Regions from separate parts of the Homo sapiens genome. Here region 2 is linked to region 1. A link is a contact called in ENCODE Hi-C or POLR2A ChIA-PET data. All regions are on one chromosome and are shown on one strand. The core of a region is the stretch at or near the end of the contact, and the rest is flanking DNA. Distances in the headings are between cores, read along the strand shown. Region 1 has its middle 31 kb from the start of LINC02757. Region 2 overlaps TSKU (tsukushi, small leucine rich proteoglycan).

Evidence for each region. Hi-C counts contacts between places; a loop is a spot of excess contacts on that map. ChIA-PET counts read pairs that join two places held with the same protein, here RNA polymerase II (POLR2A). Pooled maps may share reads with other maps.
Region 2: a pooled map shows a loop between it and region 1 (8-fold over the local background). The contact joins two enhancer-like sites. A Hi-C loop is called at or near these places in 1 of 37 single-sample maps with no recorded cell type and 7 of 50 pooled maps. POLR2A ChIA-PET finds 5 or more read pairs at or near these places in 2 of 52 experiments (GM10248 and GM12878).

What each region holds. Positions count from the first base shown.
Region 1 is chr11:76,596,360-76,602,057 of GRCh38, reverse strand. No RefSeq gene overlaps it. Among named protein-coding and RNA genes, the nearest start is that of LINC02757, 31 kb to the left of the region's middle. RefSeq lists a silencer at 3,370-3,449 and an enhancer at 4,080-4,731. Within about 2 kb of position 3,362, at least 2 of the 41 ENCODE cell types and tissues checked have a DNase peak (open chromatin) inside an H3K27ac peak, as active enhancers do.
Region 2 is chr11:76,795,906-76,801,603 of GRCh38, reverse strand. It overlaps TSKU (tsukushi, small leucine rich proteoglycan), which reads right to left. Exons shown (of 2, transcript NM_015516.4): 2 at 3,460-5,698. The coding sequence ends at 4,926. Among named protein-coding and RNA genes, the nearest start is that of TSKU, 15 kb to the right of the region's middle. RefSeq lists a silencer at 2,166-2,425 and an enhancer at 5,408-5,698. Within about 2 kb of position 2,208, at least 18 of the 41 ENCODE cell types and tissues checked have a DNase peak (open chromatin) inside an H3K27ac peak, as active enhancers do.

The sequences.
Region 1 (5,698 bases), core at 2,113-4,612:
CAACTTGGCTAGGCTGCAGTCCTCATCATTCAAACACTGATCTGGGTGTTGCTGTGGAGGTTTTTAGTAGAAGTAAAGTCCAAATCAACTGACTTTAAGTAAGGAGATTATCCCACACAATCTGGGCGGGCTTGATTCAATCAAGTGAAGGCCTTTAAGAGCAGAGCAGAGGCCTGAAGAAGGAGAGATTCCACCTGTGGACAGCAACTTTGGCTTAGGATTCTAGCCTGCCCTTCCTGACAGCCTGCGTTATGAATTTTGGACCAGCCTAGCCCACAACTATATAAGCCAATTCCTAGCAGCGCATCTCTTAATGTGTACCTCTTACTGGTTCTGTTTCTCTGCTAGAGCCCTCACCTTCCGTCCTAATCTCTTTTGGCTGCAGAAAATACTGGACAATTTGTAAACAATGAAAATATATTGCTCATGGTTCTGGAGTCTGGGAAGTCCAAGCTGGAGGTGCCAACAGATCCAGTCAGCGTCTCACGACAGCCCATGCTTCATAGCTGCTGCCTTGTCACTGCATCTCACATGGCGGGAGAGACAAACAAGCTCCCTCAGGCCTCTCTTGTCAGGACACTGATCCCATTCACAAGGGCTCTACTCGCAAGACCTGGTCACAGGCTAGGTGCAGTGGCTCACGCCTGTAATCCCAACACTTTAGGAGGCCGAGACGGGTGAATCACTTGAGGTCAGGAGTTTGAGACCAGCCTGGCCAACATGGTGAAACCCATCTCTACTAAAAATACAAAAGTAGCAGGGCATGGTGGTGCACACCTGTAATCCCAGCTACTCGGGAGGCTGAGGTGGGAGAATCACTTGAACCTGGGAAGCAGAGGTTGAAGTGAGCCAAGATCGTGCCACTGCACTCCAGCCTGGGCAACAGAGCAAAACTCCATCTCAAAAAAAAAAAAAAAAAAAAAAAAGACCTCGTCACTTCCCAGGTACCCCAGCCCTTAATTCCAACACACTGAGGATTAAGTTTCAACATATGAATTTTGGGGGTCACAAACACTCAGACCACAGCACCTTCCACGGTGGGAAGTGTGTGCACGCACCATGTTTTAATTAATATTCTTTCCCAAGCACCTTTCCATGTAGCAACAGAGTCTTCATTTTTGGCTGCAGAATATTCTGTCTTTTTGATGCACCGTAGTTTACTAAGCCAATCCCCTCTTACTGGATATTTAGGTTATTTCTAAATTTTTTATATATATATATATATATATATATATACACACACACACACACACACACACACAATAGAAATACATTAATATATAAATATAATATATTAATATTAATTTAATATAATATTTAGTGTTAATATTAATATCTTATATTTCTATATCAATATAATATAGAAATATATCATTATAATAATATATTTCTACTGTTAAATGTATTATAAACAATAGAAATTATATCAGTATTAACTGTGATGAATGTCATTGTGTTATTTGAATGCTTTTCTTCAGAGGCGGGAGTGGGGCTGAGCCAACTCTGTGGATAATCTGCCCATGCCAGCCCCGCTCCCAGCCTCAAGCGCCTGTTTCCCTTCTCTCCTCTCCGTCTGTCTACCCAAGGGCTTCTTCCAGCACCAAAGGACCTTGTTCAGCCTGTGCAGGGATGTGCCAGAGACCCAACACCCTCACGGGCAATCCTCAATCTCAGGGAATGAAAAGTGGACAAACACCCCAACGTCCAGCTCTTGAGTTTGAGATTCTGATGATGTGTGTTCTATACTCCAGCTCCTAGGGTGCCCAGCAGGATGGAGCCCAGGTGCCCACAGTGGTAACCCGCTCATCGAAGCCACCTTCCTGGGTTTTCTCCCTCCCTTTCCCACTTCTCCGTTTCTCACTGTTGCCTGGCATCACCTCCCGAATGAACTACCTGCACCCAAGCCCTTGGGTCAAGGTTGGCTTTGCAGGGATGAGATTTAGGACAGGAGTTGTGGATACTTTCTTTCAAAGGCTCAAAACCACCTGCAGGAAAGGGACTATATTAGCTCAAACTTCTTCTCAAACCATTTTGTGTTTATTTCCTCCAGAAACTCCTCTCAAACTTCACAATACAGGATGGCAGAGAGAACACAGGCCTTGGATACAGGTAGCCCCCAAATCAATCCCCAGCACTAGCCTTGGGGAAGTCGCTTCACTTTTAAGAGCCTCACTTTCCTCATCTGAAAATGGGCCAGCCGGGCTATCTGTTGGGCTACATAGAGCCTGAGGCCTGAAAGGGAGCTACCATCCCCCTGCCTCCTTCCTGCCTCACTTGCTCCCCACCCTTCCCTGGCCCACCACCTTGGCACCTGCCTCCTCTCTGTGGCTGGCCTAGTGAGCCTGAGGTCAAAGGCCACATCCCTAACTCTTTCAGGTCCTTTAACAACTGCTGTTTACTACAAACCAAGAGCTGTGCAGAGCGCCATGCCTCGATGACATCCCTACAGCTCTATGAGGTGGGCGCGGTGATTACGCCCATTTCATAAGTGAGGAAGTTGAGGTGCAGACAGGAGGGGCTTACCCCAGCCACACGGTGAGCACGAGGCAGCGCCCGGACTCACCTCCAGGTCTCTCTGACTCCTGAAGCCATGCTCCTCAGGACCACAGAGGCTGCCTCCTGCCCGCAGAACCCTCTCCAGAGGAGAGGGGATTCCTTGCGGGTGACTCAGGGCCTGGGGCAAGGAAGCCACATCCCTGGGGTCTGCTGGGAAGGAGAAAGTGACGCCAGGGTAATTCCCATACAGCTATGAGGTTCTTAGCAGCTGGGGGAGGGGGCCGCAGGCTTTGTTGGCTACCCTCATGGTGGGGGCAGCAGGGAGGGTCCCTTAGCTGAGTCTAAGCTTCCTGGGAGGCTATGGGATGTGCGGGAAAGGGTGGGGAGCGGGTGAGGCCACAGCGAGTGTGTTCTGCAGCCTGGGGCCACCAGGGGAGCAGACATTCTTCAGCAGCTGCTGGAAATCCCAGGGGCTGCTTTTCCTGGGAGCCACCAGGAAGATGCCCTGGAAGTGGCCTTTCCAAGGTTCTGGAGCAGGGCCATCCAATAAAACAGAATGTGAGACTCGGATGTAATGACATTTCTCCAGTAGCTACATTAAGAAAGTAAAAAGAAACAAGTGAACTTAATTTTAATAATATATTTAACTTAATATATCAAAATATTATCCTTTCAACATGTAATCAGTATTAAAAATTATGAATGTTGTATTTCATTTTTTTTTTTTTGTATTGTTGAAACCTGGTGTGTCTTTTCCACCCACAGCACAGCTCGTTTCAGACCAGCCACATTTCAGATGCCCAGTAGCCGCGTGCGGCTGGTGGCTACTAAGCTGGAGCGCACAGTTAGAGAGACCTCTAGGGGTGACTTGAGGATGCTGAAGGAGCCAAGGGGCAAACCTCAGTGAGTGGTGCCAGGACCCAGAGGTCACAAGAGGGTCCTGGGACCAAGTGTCATGTATCATTTAGTCTTCTCAACACCACCCAAGGCAGCATGATCACCCCTGTTAGGTAGATGAGGGAGTCAACTCAGAGGAGCCGGGTGGCTGGCACAAAGTCTCCTAGCAGGATGGGAGCTAGTCACCCCCCAGCACTGAGATGATGCTGCAGCCCACCCTACCCCAGGGGCACAGAGGAGCAAAGGAAGGCCCCCCACCCCAGGACTGCTGACCTCACACGTCTTCCCAGCCCCAGGCTTGCCCAGTGAGGGTTGGCACATTTAGGGGAGTCCCTCAGCCACCTTTCTTCATGCAGGAGTCAGGGAGGAAGTGGGCAGGCAGGCAGGTGGGTAGCAGCAGCCTCTTTCTCCTTCATCTTGCCCTGTCACAGACTGGTGTGGGTGGTGCCAGGTGAGCCCACCTAGAACGTGGCTTTTCCCCCTCCCCATTCCCATGGACACACGCATGTGCATGGGTCACAGGTGCTGCCTCTGGCTGGTCCACATTAACCCACACAGCTTCCCACCCTGGCTGCCCCTCACCCCAGCTGGTCCACGTGTCCACACCACCCAGAGCAGCACCGTTCACATCCACTGACTCAGCCAAGATTTCCTGAGGGTCAGCCTGGCAGGAATTTTGCCCATTCTACAGATGAGGACACGAAGGTCCAGAAAGGGGTGGGACTGGGTTCCCTGACTGCTGCTGGGCCTTGGTCCATGGCATCCACTGGCTCTCACTGGTCAAGGCAAGGAAGGCCCCTGGGAGGGGCACAGCATTTGGTGGGTACAGAGGAGGAGGTGGGTTTGCAGGGCTCAGGGCCTGACCATGGGCTCTGAAGGCAGAGGACAGAGTCTGTACAGGGGATTAGACATGGCCACTGGGTCCAGTTATGGAAACAGCCGTCCCCGCTCCCCTGCCACTGGGGTGCTCTGCCCGACCGGAGGGGGAACCAAGCTTGCGTCTCCCGCACTCATGAAGGGAGCACCTCTAGTTCCCAGGGCCAGATGGAGTGAGGGCAAGAGTTGGGGAGGTCTAATTTGCATCCAGGTTTCTGGTTTGAATACTAAGCAGATGGATGGTGGTGGCATTTGCTGGGATGTGTTGTGGGGAGCACATGGGGGAGGCTGAGTTGGGGTTGGGCAGTTTAAGTCCTGGGGGAGATACTGGGTAGAGAGCCTGGGCAGGGAGGGCCTGGGAGGCCTCCATGGAGTGGGCTACAGTGTGGGAAGGGGCAGTGACCAGGAGGGTGCCTTCCCAGTGAGCCTTCCCAAACCGCCCTGTTTAAAAGTCCACCATTCCACACTCCCTATCCCCCTCTGTGCCTCAGTTTCCCTGTGGAACGTATACCATGGAACATACTATTAACCTGTCACTCACCTTCCTTATTGTTTGTTCCCCACGTGGAGGAATGGTGTCTGTTGTTTGCTTGCTTGCTTGTTTGTTTGTTTGTTTGTTTCTCTGCTGGGCCCTGTGCTTGGAGCATTGCCTGCCTCAAAGGTGCATAAATGATGAATGCCTGAAGAGCTGAGGGCTCTGGATGGAGGATGGAATGGGGAGGTGGAGGTGGGGATCGGCATTTAAGAGGTGGCTGAGCAACAAGTTCCAGCCAGCGAGGCCACCGTGCTCACGGGAGTGACTTCCCAACCCTGGCTGTACTCATCAGTAAAAAGGAGATGGATCCATTTGCCAGGGCTGCCATAGCACAGTGCCACACACTGGGCAGAAACGACAGGGAGGTGTCCTCTCAGAGTTCTGGAGGCTGCAGCCCAAGGTCCAGATGTCACCAGGGGCTTCCTCCCGAGAGCTGAGAGGAAGCGCCCATCCTGCGCCTCTCCCTGCCTCCTGGTGCTCGCTGGCAGTCCTCCGCGTCCTGTGGCCTGTGAGAGCATCACTCCAGTCTCTGCCTCCGTTTTCACACAGGGTTCTCCCTGTGTGTCTGTCTCCAAATTTCCCCTTCCTACAAGGACAGTTTTATTGGACAAAGGCCTACTCTGATGACCTCATTTTACCTGGATGACCTCTGTAAAGATCCCATCTCCGAAAAGGTCACATTCTGAGGCTCTGGGGGTCAGGATTTCAACGTTTGAATTTTTGTGGATGTGATTCAACCCATGACATGAGATAATATAAAACCTGTTGGGGTGCAGGGAGGGTGGAGGATCAGTGCAAATTACTGTGCAGGCCAGGCCCTGCTGCCATGACCATTAGGACTGCATTATGGTCCACTGAGGTGGACCTGGCTGCACAAATAATCCGATAACGGCC
Region 2 (5,698 bases), core at 959-3,458, 200 kb before region 1:
AGTGGGCTTTAGCGCTGGTGGACTTTAAATTCTGTAAGCACATAAAGTGAGCAAGGGGCAGGCCTCTGCCCCCCCATATTCCTGGCAGTCCAGAGAAACAGCCCATGAGCTGGTTTGGTGGCAGCTGGGTGGTAGAATCCACCTCTTTAGCTGCCTTTTCCCTCTGAAAGCCTTTTGGCCATGGCAAGGTGGGGAAACCAGGGGGTTGTGTGATAACGACAGAGGGACATTCCTGCATTTGGAAGAGTCTAACTGGCTCCCTGAACTACAGAGGGATTGGATTACACACAAATCCACACCTACTCTCTTCTGCCATCCTGACCAACACTGTCTGGGTGTTTGCCCCTCCTCTAGAAATGAGATGATCAAATGGCAGCAGGGCTGGCTTCATGGGCAGTGAAACCATAGAAAGACCCTGTGCTTGGTTTAATGCTCTGTTCTTGTCATCTTGAAATCCTAATAACTTTGAACAAGGGGCCCCACATTTTCATTTTATACTGGGTCCCACAAATTACATAGGCCGTTCTGAAGCACAGAATCCTGGCCATGGACCATGGGAACTTACTCGTCTCTGGGCCTCAGATTCCCCATCCGTGAAAAGGGGCCAGGAGAGAAAGGACTTTGACTTTGACCTTTGGCTTTTTATACTCTAAGATCTAGAATCCACAGTCTGATCGGAGCTATGTAGAACTGCATAACTTCTGCAACTTATTTGAAAATAAAAAATAAATGGAATCCCAGTGCTTTTTGGTTTATCAGTGCACCTCTACCCTCTCTGATTCATGGGATTTACACAGCTGGCCCGGCCCCTGGGGTAGGACAAGGAAGAATGTGAGAATTGCCACCTGACAGATAAAGCCTGGCCTATGCTGGTTTCCTCATCTGTATGGTGACAAAAACACCTGGTGCAGTTGTGAGGAGATGATGGCATGTACACAAAGCATGAGGAACACATAGCCATAGCTGGCCGCTGCATTACTGTGAAAGGCATAAAGAGGCTGGTGACCCTGCTGACCCATGGTGGTGAGCTGGGCCACAGCTGACGGTGAGTACCTACTCCATGACCCTGTGGATTACCGGGTGTCGTTCTGTGATTCTACAGTCCCAGAACTTTACAAAATTCTTCAGTTCTGAGTGCGAGTTATAAAAAACAGACTCAGACTACATGGCTCTGTAATCTACTTCATAACTCCATGGTTGGATGAGGGCGGGAAAGAGCACTTAGAGGCTGCCATTTTGTGCCAGGCACCGTACTTGGTTCTCTACAAATGTTACTTCATTTCTTCTACACACAGTCCTGTGGAGGGAGATATTTTCCCTCCCTCCCTCCCTCCCTCCCTCCCTTCCTTCTTTCCTTCTTTCCTTCTTCCTTTTTTGCTCTTTCTTTCTTTTCTTCCTTTCTCTCTCCCTCCCTCCCTTCCTTCGTTCTTTTTTTTTTCCAGGGTCTAGCTCTGTCACTCAGGCTGGAGTGCAGTGGTAGAATCTCGGCTCACGGCAGCCTCAACCTCCCAGGCTCAGGGAGGTATTTTCTCTTTCTTTGTTTGTTTCTCTTTCTTTTTTGTCTTTCTTTTATTTTTATTTTTCTCTCTTTGCTTTTTTTTTTTTTTTTTTTAAACAGGGTCTAACTCTGTCATCCAACCTCCCAGGCTCAAGCTATCCTCCCACTTCAGCCTCCCAAGTAGCTGGGACTACAGGCGTCACCATGCCCGGTTAATTTTTAGATTTTTAAATTATGTTGCCCAGGCTGGTCTTAGTCTTGAATTCCTGAGCTCAAGCGATCCTCCTGCCTCAGCCTCCCAAAGTGCTGGGATTACAGGCAGGAGCCATCGTGCCCGGCCTTGAGGGAGATATTTTCATCCCTATTTTCCAGGCTCAGAGAAGTAAAGTGACCTGGCCAAAAATCACACAATTGGTTAGTGATGACCCCAAGATTTCAACCCTTTTCTGTGAATTCCAAAACGGATTCTTTGCACGAATTTTCCTGATTGTGTAAGATTCGAAGCCCTCGCCCTGGGCGCCAGGGTTCCTGGAGGGCGGAGTCCGGCAGGGCGAGGGTAGTCTGGTGGGCGGGAAGGGACTGGCCGCATAAAGCAAACAGCGCAGCCCACTTTGGCCTCCAGCCGCCCCGGTCCTGGCTCTTGGCCCCGCTGGGATCTGGGGTGTCTGGCCATGCGTGAGCACGAGGTGGCGCTGCGGGCCGGGAGCCTCCGCACGGGCAGGGAGGGGCCGCGCGGACTCCCGGGTCGGCGAGGCCCGCCGGGGCTTCCGCTCTCCTTATGGCTGGCAGGAGGCCAGGGCTGCGGGGTGCAGGGCAGGTTCCCCACGGGAAGGACGAGCCCGCCCAGCGTGATGGCATCCGCGCCCATGCTCTCACTGGGCCTTCACCCTGCCCCGTTTTGCAGAGGAGGAAGCTGCAGCTCGGGCGGAGGTGACCTGCTCCAGAACTGATTGCCGCAGAAGCCCCCTCCTTCCCTTCGCTGCCCTCCGCACGCTTTGGCCCTGTCTTTAAGGCCTTTTTGTTCCATGGCCCTCCCGCAAGGACTCCTTCCACAAGCGGGGACTTGGGAAGACCCGGACCCATTGGGTGAAAGTACCGTGATCCCTACCTCCATCTGAATCCTCTCCTGTCCCAGGAAATGTAGGGGAAGTGGAGAACAAACAGGAGGACTGTGGGGGCCCGGGGTCTCACCCTGACCTCCCTCTCCTCCACACCGCCCGGCGCCAAGCCTCAGCTCTTTCCTACCTTGACCGCTGGGTGCCAGCCTCGGACCCAGGGCCTCAAGCTGATACTTCTCCCTGGGGAGGCCTGATTACAAGATGGGCAAGCTCCCACCAGTGCATATGGCCTGAATGTTCTGGGCACAGAGTAGGGATCAGGAAAAACCTGTCATTGGTGATGATGGTAGACATTCCCTGTAGACTGGCCAGTTAGAAGGAAGAACTTGGTGACAGCAGAGCCACCCAGATGAGCTCCAAGTGTGATCTCTGTCAGTGGAAGTGTGCAAACAGGAGCTGGGGTACCATAGCAGCTGAAGCACCAAGGAAGAACAAAATACTGTTGCAGTTCAGAGGAGGGAGGTGGAAGGGGCCAAGGAAGCTTCTGCGGGCGGGCAAGAACTAGGTCTACTGGATAGGAAGGAGGTTGAGAGACAGGGGTGAGGGCAAGGGCAAGGTCCCACAGTAACGCCTGAGCAAGAGAACAGGTGTGCAAGGGCCTGCATGCTCATGGCTATGGCTGGAGCTGGGGTGGCAGGAACAGTGGGGTAGGGCCACGGGAGATGAGAGGTGAACAGGGTGCAGGAACTCCCTCCTTCACGTCACCTTACTCCCCAAATCCTGAGATTATCAGGCTTTTCAGGGAGAACAAGCTGCCCAGGGCAGGGCCTAACCTGATTCATCTTTGTGGCCCCAGAGCCCAGCCCAGGGATTGCCAGTGGACACTGGCTGAGTAAAGCAAAGAACTTTTTATAGTGTTTATTAAATCAAGGACCGGTTAGATAGATGATGGGCTAGGCAGGTGGGGGAAGACAGAGCTCACTGCCCTGTGGGGTCTCTGTGGGGCCAGCCCCTGATGCCCATGTGGCCACTGATGCCCAGCTTCCCCCAACACCCCAACACAGGCCCAGGACAATATTACAAAAGTGAACAAATGCAACCTTTTTCTGCTTTTACAAATGACATGTCTCCATCCCCGGCCAGCAGGGGTAGGGGAGGCCGGTTGAAAGTGACACTCCGTTAAAAAGGCAACAACTTTTATAAAATGAAGACTAAGGAAACAGCCCAGGGTTCGGAAGCTGAGATGCTACCCTGGGGGTAGAGCATAGACATGGGTCGGGCAGACCTTGTCTCCTTTCACGGCATTCCTGGGAGGGTAAGAAGGGCTGTCGTGCTCAGGGCCAGTGGGGACTGAATCCAGGAGGCCCCTTGGAGATCCCAGCCAGATGAGGCTCCAGAACTGCAGCAACTCCTTGGGGCAGCATCTAGAGGATGCTCAGGGGAAAATGGGTAGGTTTCCAGTCTGGATGCTGGGGGACCCCAACCCAGGGTGAGAAACTGGCTAGGCTGGAACCAATGTGCCCTAAGCTTCCAGAGGCTCCGAAGGGCAGAGTGACTTAGCCCATGCCGCACAGCTGGTCAGAGGCCCAGAGTCCCACTTGTGAGGCTCTTGCCTGTCCTGCTGCTGCTACTCCTGTGCTAATGGGGAACAGGCAAGGGCAGCAAGGGGAGCCCAGGCGGGGAGGGTGGGGCTTATTAGAGGAGACAAGAAAGTGCATTGGGTCCGGGCTGGGAGGCAGGAGGCTGTGCTCCAGTCATGCCACTGCCCGCAGGAACTTAGATTAGCCTTTTTCCTTCTCAAGGCCTCAGTTTCCCCATCTGTCACATGAGAAGGGTGGACTTGATTCTTTGCAATTCCTTCTACCATTAAGGTTCTAGGGAAATAGAAAAGGATGAAGCGGGCCTCATGGCCTCATGGCAAAGAAAGGGCTATGTTAGAAAAGAAACTCGCCCCTGAGTGACTGGGCCATGGGCCCAAGGGGACACTCAGCCCAGTGGACCTGAACTCTGCCCTGCAGCAGGGGGTCCCACCCACCCTCTGCCCATTGCGGGTCAGGCCGGCCCAGGCATGAGGGAAGGCACTTGGGGGATAAGTGGGGAAGGGAAGCAGGAGGGGACCCGAGTCTGGTTTGGCATCGAAGTCCCTCTGCTCATGGTTTGGGGAAGCAACGTAGACAAAGGGGTGAGACTTTGCTCCTAGGTGTGGCTCCCAGGTCCAAAGCCTCTCCTAGGCCCACAACTCCTGTGGTGACGCTGCCACATAGGCCTGCGGGCTCCCCACTGGTGTTGGCACATTGAACATAAGTTACTCGGGACCTGAGGCAGCCCAGGACAGCAGTCTGTTATGTGGCCCTGGGCCACACCATTTGTCACAAGATGGTGGGGCCCCTGGCAGCAGAATCCCGGGTGTCTACGCAGTGCAGGGCCACCTTGGGGCTGGAGCCAGGCCTCCGGGGGTAGGTGCCCTCCCGCACCAGGCGCCGGCACCGCACATCCTGGCCCACGCTGACGCTCTGCAGTGCCGGGAGGTGGAGGAGCAGCGCCTCAGGCAGGGGCACCAGGTTGGTGCCCGAAAGGTCCAGCTCCTGCAGGGAGCTCAGGCCTGAAAACACCTCAGCTCCTGCCCAGTTAAGCTTGGGGTTGCCCGACAGGTCCAGGACCTGCAGGCCCGGTAGCTCACGGAAGCCACTGGGCGCCAGCTCAGGGAGCCTCTGCAGGCTGGCCAGAGACAGGTGTGTAAGGCCTCCCAGCCCCGCGAAGGCACCCGGACCAATGACAGCTAGAGGGTTCCCATCCAGGCTCAGGTAGCGCAGGGGCAAGTCTCGGAGGTTGGGCACGGCATGGAGCCGGTTCCAGGCCAGGTTCAGGCTCTGAATGGTGGGCGCAGGCAGGCCGGCCCTCGTGGGGTGGGGCACGAGGCGGTGAATGAGGTTGTGGGAGAGGTCCACGTGTAGTGCCCGGCCCTGACTGTGCGTCGTGAAGGCAGACACTGAGACCTCCCGGAGCTGGTTGTGGCTAAGGTTCACGTCGCTCAGGGGTGAGCTGGTGAAGCTCTCGGCTGGCAGGGCTGTCAGGCCATTGTGGCTGAGGTCAAGCGACTCCAGGTAGCGAAGGCGGGAGAAGGCAGTGGGTGAGATGCTGG